Regions from separate parts of the Homo sapiens genome. Here region 1 is linked to region 2. Evidence: chromatin contacts called from ENCODE POLR2A ChIA-PET data. All regions are on one chromosome and are shown on one strand. The core of a region is the stretch at or near the end of the contact, and the rest is flanking DNA. Distances in the headings are between cores, read along the strand shown. Region 1 overlaps ST6GAL1 (ST6 beta-galactoside alpha-2,6-sialyltransferase 1). Region 2 has its middle 15 kb from the start of RTP1.

The links. ChIA-PET counts read pairs that join two places held with the same protein, here RNA polymerase II (POLR2A).
Region 1: POLR2A ChIA-PET joins it to region 2 with 12 read pairs in WTC11. The contact joins two enhancer-like sites. POLR2A ChIA-PET finds 5 or more read pairs at or near these places in 2 of 52 experiments (WTC11 and activated CD4-positive, alpha-beta T cell).

The regions. Positions count from the first base shown.
Region 1 is chr3:187,063,793-187,066,788 of GRCh38, forward strand. All of the region lies in intron 5 of ST6GAL1 (ST6 beta-galactoside alpha-2,6-sialyltransferase 1), which reads left to right. Among named protein-coding and RNA genes, the nearest start is that of RPL39L, 74 kb to the right of the region's middle. RefSeq lists an enhancer at 1,842-2,021 and a silencer at 2,969-2,996. Within about 2 kb of position 1,604, at least 13 of the 41 ENCODE cell types and tissues checked have a DNase peak (open chromatin) inside an H3K27ac peak, as active enhancers do.
Region 2 is chr3:187,211,110-187,214,489 of GRCh38, forward strand. No RefSeq gene overlaps it. Among named protein-coding and RNA genes, the nearest start is that of RTP1, 15 kb to the left of the region's middle. Within about 2 kb of position 1,807, at least 4 of the 41 ENCODE cell types and tissues checked have a DNase peak (open chromatin) inside an H3K27ac peak, as active enhancers do.

The sequences.
Region 1 (2,996 bases), core at 354-2,853, 150 kb before region 2:
CAGATCCCTCCCCCAACACTTCCTGTGTGAGTGACTTCAGCAAGTTGCTTTACTTTACCTTTCTGAGCCTCATTTCCCTTACTTGTAACACAGAAATATGAATAGTTACTATCCAGGGTTTTTTTTTAGGATCAAAGGAGTTACTATGTGTGGAGCATGTCACCCAGAGGCTGGTATGCAGCAAGTGCTTTGTAAATAGTAGCGATGGGCACTACTGAAACCTGAATGTCTGCCTCTGCCTGTTTGCGAATGACTCCACCTTCCCAAATCCCAACAGGGAAGGTGAGTCAGCTTGAGACCACTTGAGAGGCATCTAGCAGAAGGGAGGCAAAACTTCTGTTAAAGGATAATTTTTAGGGAAAAAAAGGTAAGATGATGACTCTCATACAGATATTAAAAATGAATTCATCATGAAGATTTTATTTTACTCGTATGATGGAACCAGGCAGATATTACAACTGGTTCAAAGGAAAAGTCAAAGCAACACAAATTTGGAGTAAAGGAGTTGAACTAGTTTTTCTGTGAGATAAGGCAGGGGGAGGGGAGAAATCAATTGAAACTCTCCTGGGCAGCATCCTGCCCAGTAGGCACATGTATTAGTTGCCTACAATTCACAAAGGGTTGCGAAATAGCTCCCGTGGAATCAGAATCTGACAGGGAGGAAGAGTGTGCTCAGAAAATGCATGGCTTTCTACTGAAGCAGATTTTTTTCCCATTACACTTCTAGATCTCTGTGCACCATTGTGCCAGGGCTGCGAGGAAGGTGGCCCACTTCCCGGGATACACTACCCACCCTCAAGAGAGCCTTTCCTGCTGCTTCTTAGGCAAGTCAGCTCTCTTTTCTCACCTCCTGTAAGCAACACTAAGTATCTGGCTGTTCCTTTCGTACTCGAGTCCTGGCCGCTCCATGACAGCACTTGTGGTGGTACTGAACTGTGATGGACACTTTCTATCATTGCCCTTTCTTACCTTGATATCCTAAAAAGCTGGTGGTCTGTCTTCTCTATCTTTTGTCCTGGTCAGTTATCCTAACTATTTTGTGTCTGTTTCTGTGGATTAGTAAACGGGGTCCCCACCCCCACTCCACAAGGAGAACATCTGGCACCCAGAAGTCACTGAGAGAATAGCTGTTGCTTTGGTAGAATTCTGCCTCTGAGTGGCTTGTTCTTTTCCCAGACGGAGAGGTCTCCTGACAGCAGCTCTCTTCTTTTTCTTTTTTTTTTTTTTTGAGACAGAGTTTTGCTCTTGCGCTCAGGCTGGAGTGCAGTGGTGCACTCTCGGCTCCCTGCTCTGCCTCCTGGGTTCAAGTGATTCCCCTGCCTCGGTCTCCCAAGTAGCTGAGATTACAGGCATGCACCACCATGCCCAGCTAATTTTTTGTATTTTTAGTAGAGACAGGGTTTTGCCATGTTTGCCAGACTAGTCTCAAACTCCTGACCTCAGGTGATCCACCTGCCTCAGCCTCCCAAAGTGCTGGGATTACAGGCATGAGCCACTGCGCCTGGCTTTAGCAGCTCTCTTCTAAAGCCATCTGGACCCACATTTGTTCAGCTCCCCTCCCTTGGCCATGATGAAGGCATGCAAAACAAAAAAGGCACTTTTCTTATTGAGAAGGTGGCTTTTTATAGAGAATGGTGTCATACTGTTAGGTTTCAGGCCAGCAGACCTAGTCAGGCATGTGACACTTCTGTGCCAGGTGTGGCTATGAGAGTCAACAGGAAAAATGATATATGTAAATGGACAGGTCTTTAAATAAATGCAGTTTTGACTATAAGAGTAAGAAGGTTTCTGTGAGACTCAACTCAGTACCTCCTGTACCCTGTGGGCCTGAGAGAGGAGACAATGGGACAAGAAGACCCAGTGGCTTCCTTGGAAGCTTTTGTGCTAGCTGGAGAGAGAAGACCTACTTCCTATATGCCTAGCAACAGTCCACACTGACTGGACTGCAACCAGGACATTTCCAGATTACTCAGTGGGGCTTATCTTGAAATAATAGTTGATGCCATTTGTTAAATATATTATATATACCATCTAAGGGTCTTACATGCCTTCTCTCATTTGATCTTCATGGCAAACCCTGTGAGGTATGACCACCAACCACCATTTTACCTCAGAACTCAGGCTCCCAGAGTTTAAGTTGCTCACAGGAGCCCAGAAAGTAAGCGACAGAGGTGGGATTTGGTTCTAGGTGTTTGCCACCAGCACTTTAAATCACCAAAGCTTTCTGGAAGCTCCAACTTTTCTTCTCAAGATACTGAAAGACAGGTATCTGGATGGGTTGGCAGGGCGGGTGGGAGGTGGGCGAGATTTCCATCAACAACGGGTCTAAAACCAGCGATGGTGAGCTGGGTGATTTTGATGGAACCCCTGCCATACAGTCTATTAATATCATAATTGGAGCTAAAATTTAATCATGATGGCAATCATGAGTTCTGGGGCTTCTTGATTTGGGCCAGCAGACACAGTCTCAGTCACTAGTTCTCCGAATCAGAGAAAGGATGCCTTCAGGCTGTGTCTTCACATGGCTTTTCCTCTGTGCGTGGTGGAAAGAGAGAGCTCTGCGGGTCTCTTCTTGTTGTAAGGACACTGGCCCCATTGGATTAGGGCCCCACCACATGACACATTTAATCCTAATTACCTCCCTCACAGCCCTATTTCCAAACAGGGTATTAGTCACATTAGGGATTAGGGCTTCAACATAGGAATTCTGGGGGCACACAATTCAGTCTATAACAGAGGGAAAACAGATTTGAGAAGAAAAAAGTCCAAAATATGCACAGTGGTAATATCTGAAGATGTGCGTGCGTGCGTGTGTGTGTGTGTGTGTGTGTGTGTGTGTTTCTATTCTTGCATTTTCTAACTGTCCCCAGTGAGTATTTGTTACTTTCTAACTGAGAAGGTTACTTTAAACAGTGTCTTGAGCAGCAGCACTCCATGCCCTGGTGTAGCCTTTTCCTGGCAGATGTTCCCCAGGGCTCTGCTGCTCTGCCAATGAC
Region 2 (3,380 bases), core at 557-3,056:
TTACCCCAGGATTTCAGTCTGCCTAGGTTGATTTGGTGTTTGACCCTCTTATCTGAAACCTTCATAACATCTTTCTTTCCCTTTCTTATCTGGAAACAAACATATGTCTTACTCTCTGACTTTTCTCTAAAGGAATTCAAGTTTTTAAAGGCAGTTACCTTGAGAGGTGTTGTTTTATACAAGAACTTGGGTGATAGTGATGAAATTTCCGTCTTTTTCTTATCCTTTCACTTCTTTTAAAACAAGCTCAATAATCCTACATCACCATCTTAATAGGGTCATAATGATATTTACAGAATGTCGTAAAATATTCCCTATTTTCAAGATTCATTCATTTAATGGATGTTTATTGAGTGCATATTATGTGTCAGATATTTTTCTAGGCACTTGGGGATATGGCAGAGAAGAGCTACTAAATTGCTGTTATTGTGGATAGAGGAGCTAGACAATACACAATGTAAGTTGAGATGTGTGGTATATTAGATAGGGTTACATACTAAGAAGAAGAACAAAGTAGGCAAGGGAGATAGGAAAGGTAGGGAATGAAGTTACAATCTAAATTGGGTAGTGAGGGAAGGCCTTACTAAGAGGATGACACTGGGGGAAAAAAAAGATGAAGGAAACAAATAAGAGGAATGGCAGGTGCCAAGGCCCTGAGGCAGGAGCATCCTGAAATGTTCATACATGAGGAGGCTAATGTGTGCAGTAGGACCAGAGTGGTAACGGGGATCAGGTCACTGTCAGAACACTGGTTTTTAATCTGAATTAGATAGGAAGCCACTGGAGAAGTTGAGTGGCAGGGTGATGTTACCCAATTTACTGTCACCCAGTTGATAACAGACCATAGAGATACAAGAATGAAAGAGGAAATATTAGCCAGGAGGCTCCTGCAGTACTCCTTGCAAGAGGCTGTAGTGACCCGTTCCAGGGTGGTAGCAGCTGTGGTTGAGTCTGGATGTACTTTAAAGGTGGAGCTGAGAGGATTTGCTGGTGACTCAGATGTGCAGTATGAGAGAGAGAGGAGTCAAAGACGCCCCAAGATTTTTGGCCTGTGCAACTGGAAGAATGGAGTGTCTACTTTCTGAGATGAGGAAGGCCGTGAGGAACAAATTTTGGGGCAATATGAGGACCTCAGTTTTGGACATGGGCATTCTGTTAGACATTAAACATGAGAAATGCGAAGGTGGCAGTTGAAATATCACGCCTGTGGTTTAGAGGAGGTGCCCAAGCTAGAGATGAAATTGGAGAGCCATCAGCATTTAGGTGGTTTTAAATGTCATAAGCCTAGATGAGATTATTTAGGGAGTGAGGGTAGAGAGGAAAGAAAAGAGGCCAAAGAGCTGAGCCCAGGGAATCCCCATGTAGAGAGGTTGGAAAAATAAGGAGAAACTAACAGGGAGACTGTGGGGACTGAGGCACAGAGAGCAGGATTCCCTGGGGCTTTCAGAGCTTTGGGAGCAGAGTGAGGACTGGAATCCAGGCCTTCACAACCAGGTTCAGAGCTCTGTCTACTGGCCCAAGGCTCCTTCTCTCTCATGGCACCAGCTACTTCTCGTATTGGAATCTTGCTGATGTCCCTTGCATGGGACACATTGTTTCATCGAATCTGAGCAGGAGGTGGATTTTTGTCTCTATTTTTTTTTCAGTGCACTTGAAGTACTTCATAACTTTAAAATGCACTCAAATGAAAAGACTTGGTGGGAGGCCCAGACTGCTATCATGGATTTGGGCGTCAGACATGCAAACTCAGACCAAAGGGAGATGTTGTCAGAGTTGTTAAAAGAAGGATTCTGTTGTCTTGGATCCCACTGGCAGGCCTGGGCCACACATGAGCATTTAACTGGCAGGGATTAAATAAACCAGATGGTCCCAGGCGATGGGCAAGATGGGATAACGTCACAGGACAAATAGCCCAAGGGGAGAAGAGAGTCCTCACTTTCAAACTAGGTCAGCATCTTCTGAGACCACAGGCCTGGTCTACATCTACACTGTGACCTTCGGATCCCCAGGCTTGCTCTGGTTGGTGCTGGCCTGTTGGTATCCATTGGGGTATCATAACCTCTGACTTTGTAGAGGTCTCCTTTGGGACTGAAAGATGCTGGCAGGGAAGACATGTTTTTGCCCATGCTGATCTGTTTGTCATTCAGACACTCACCCTGGGTACCGTCCAGGCCCCACACACCTTCCCATTGTCATCACACTGCTTTATCCTAATACCCCATTCCTCAGAGAAGACTCCCTTGGTGGCTTTGTGATCTGCCTAGGTGTTGAAATGGTCCTGGTTCTTTTTCCTTATTATCAGAAGCTCATTGCTAGGAATTGAGCTTGTGTTTCTGCATTCAAATGACATTTTTCTTTTCTTCTTGAAAAAAAAAATGCCAACACAGGAAATTGTTGCAAAGGCACTGTTTGTCTCCTTCCCTCAAGTTCAGAGAACCCATGGCTTCCTTTCTATGGACAAGTGCTGGTACCAGTGGGTCACAGAAAGACCAGGGACCTGGGAAACGATTTCTGCTTTTGGGTTTTGGTTTCTGCCCTCTTTTCTCTCTACTTCTCTACTAATTCACTGTGAAGTGTTAACAGAGGTTGAGAATCTGTTAAAAGTGACTTCTCTAAGCCCAGCCCTAGGTTCTCAGAGCCCCCAGAAGGAGATTCCTCTCCTCCCTGTAAGCTGGCCTGCCTCGTTCAGGACCATTAGGTCTCTTGCCTAATGTACTGTAGCCATCTTGAGTCTCCCTCAGTTCACTGCATTTAATGCCTCATTTGAAAGGGAAAGCTGATCACATCTCTCTTTGGTTTAAAATCCTTAGATGGCTCCCTATTCCCAAAAGCAAGCTGTGTATTCAAGGCTTTTTATAATCCTGCACATAGAGATCTTCCCAAATGGTGTGATGTTCTTTCTCCCAAACTGTCTGTCTCTCTAGGGACTATATCATTCAGTTTTCCACAAATGCCTGGTGTCCTTTCATATCTCCGCTTTCTCATATGCTACTCCCCATTGCCTGGGATGCTCCTCCTCCTCTTGGTTTACTACTGCAAGGTAAAACAGTACCATTCTTTCCAGAAAACACTAGTGCAGAAAGGTCTTAGCAATGGTGTTGCTACTGAGAGTCACAAAATAGTTCTGGACCACGGGCTACAATATCAGGGAATCTATCTCATCTCTGTCTCTTGCTGGTTGAGTGACCTAAGTCAGAGGTTGCACACTGGTGGGAGAGCCTATAATAATGACTTTCAAATTGCATGTCCATTAGAATCACCTGTGGATCTTTAGAAAATCCCAGTGCTCAGGCCTTACTCTAGATTGATCATATTTGGATCTCTGTGGTTGAGACACAGACATTGGCATTTCTTTAAACTCCCCAGGTAATGCCTGTGTG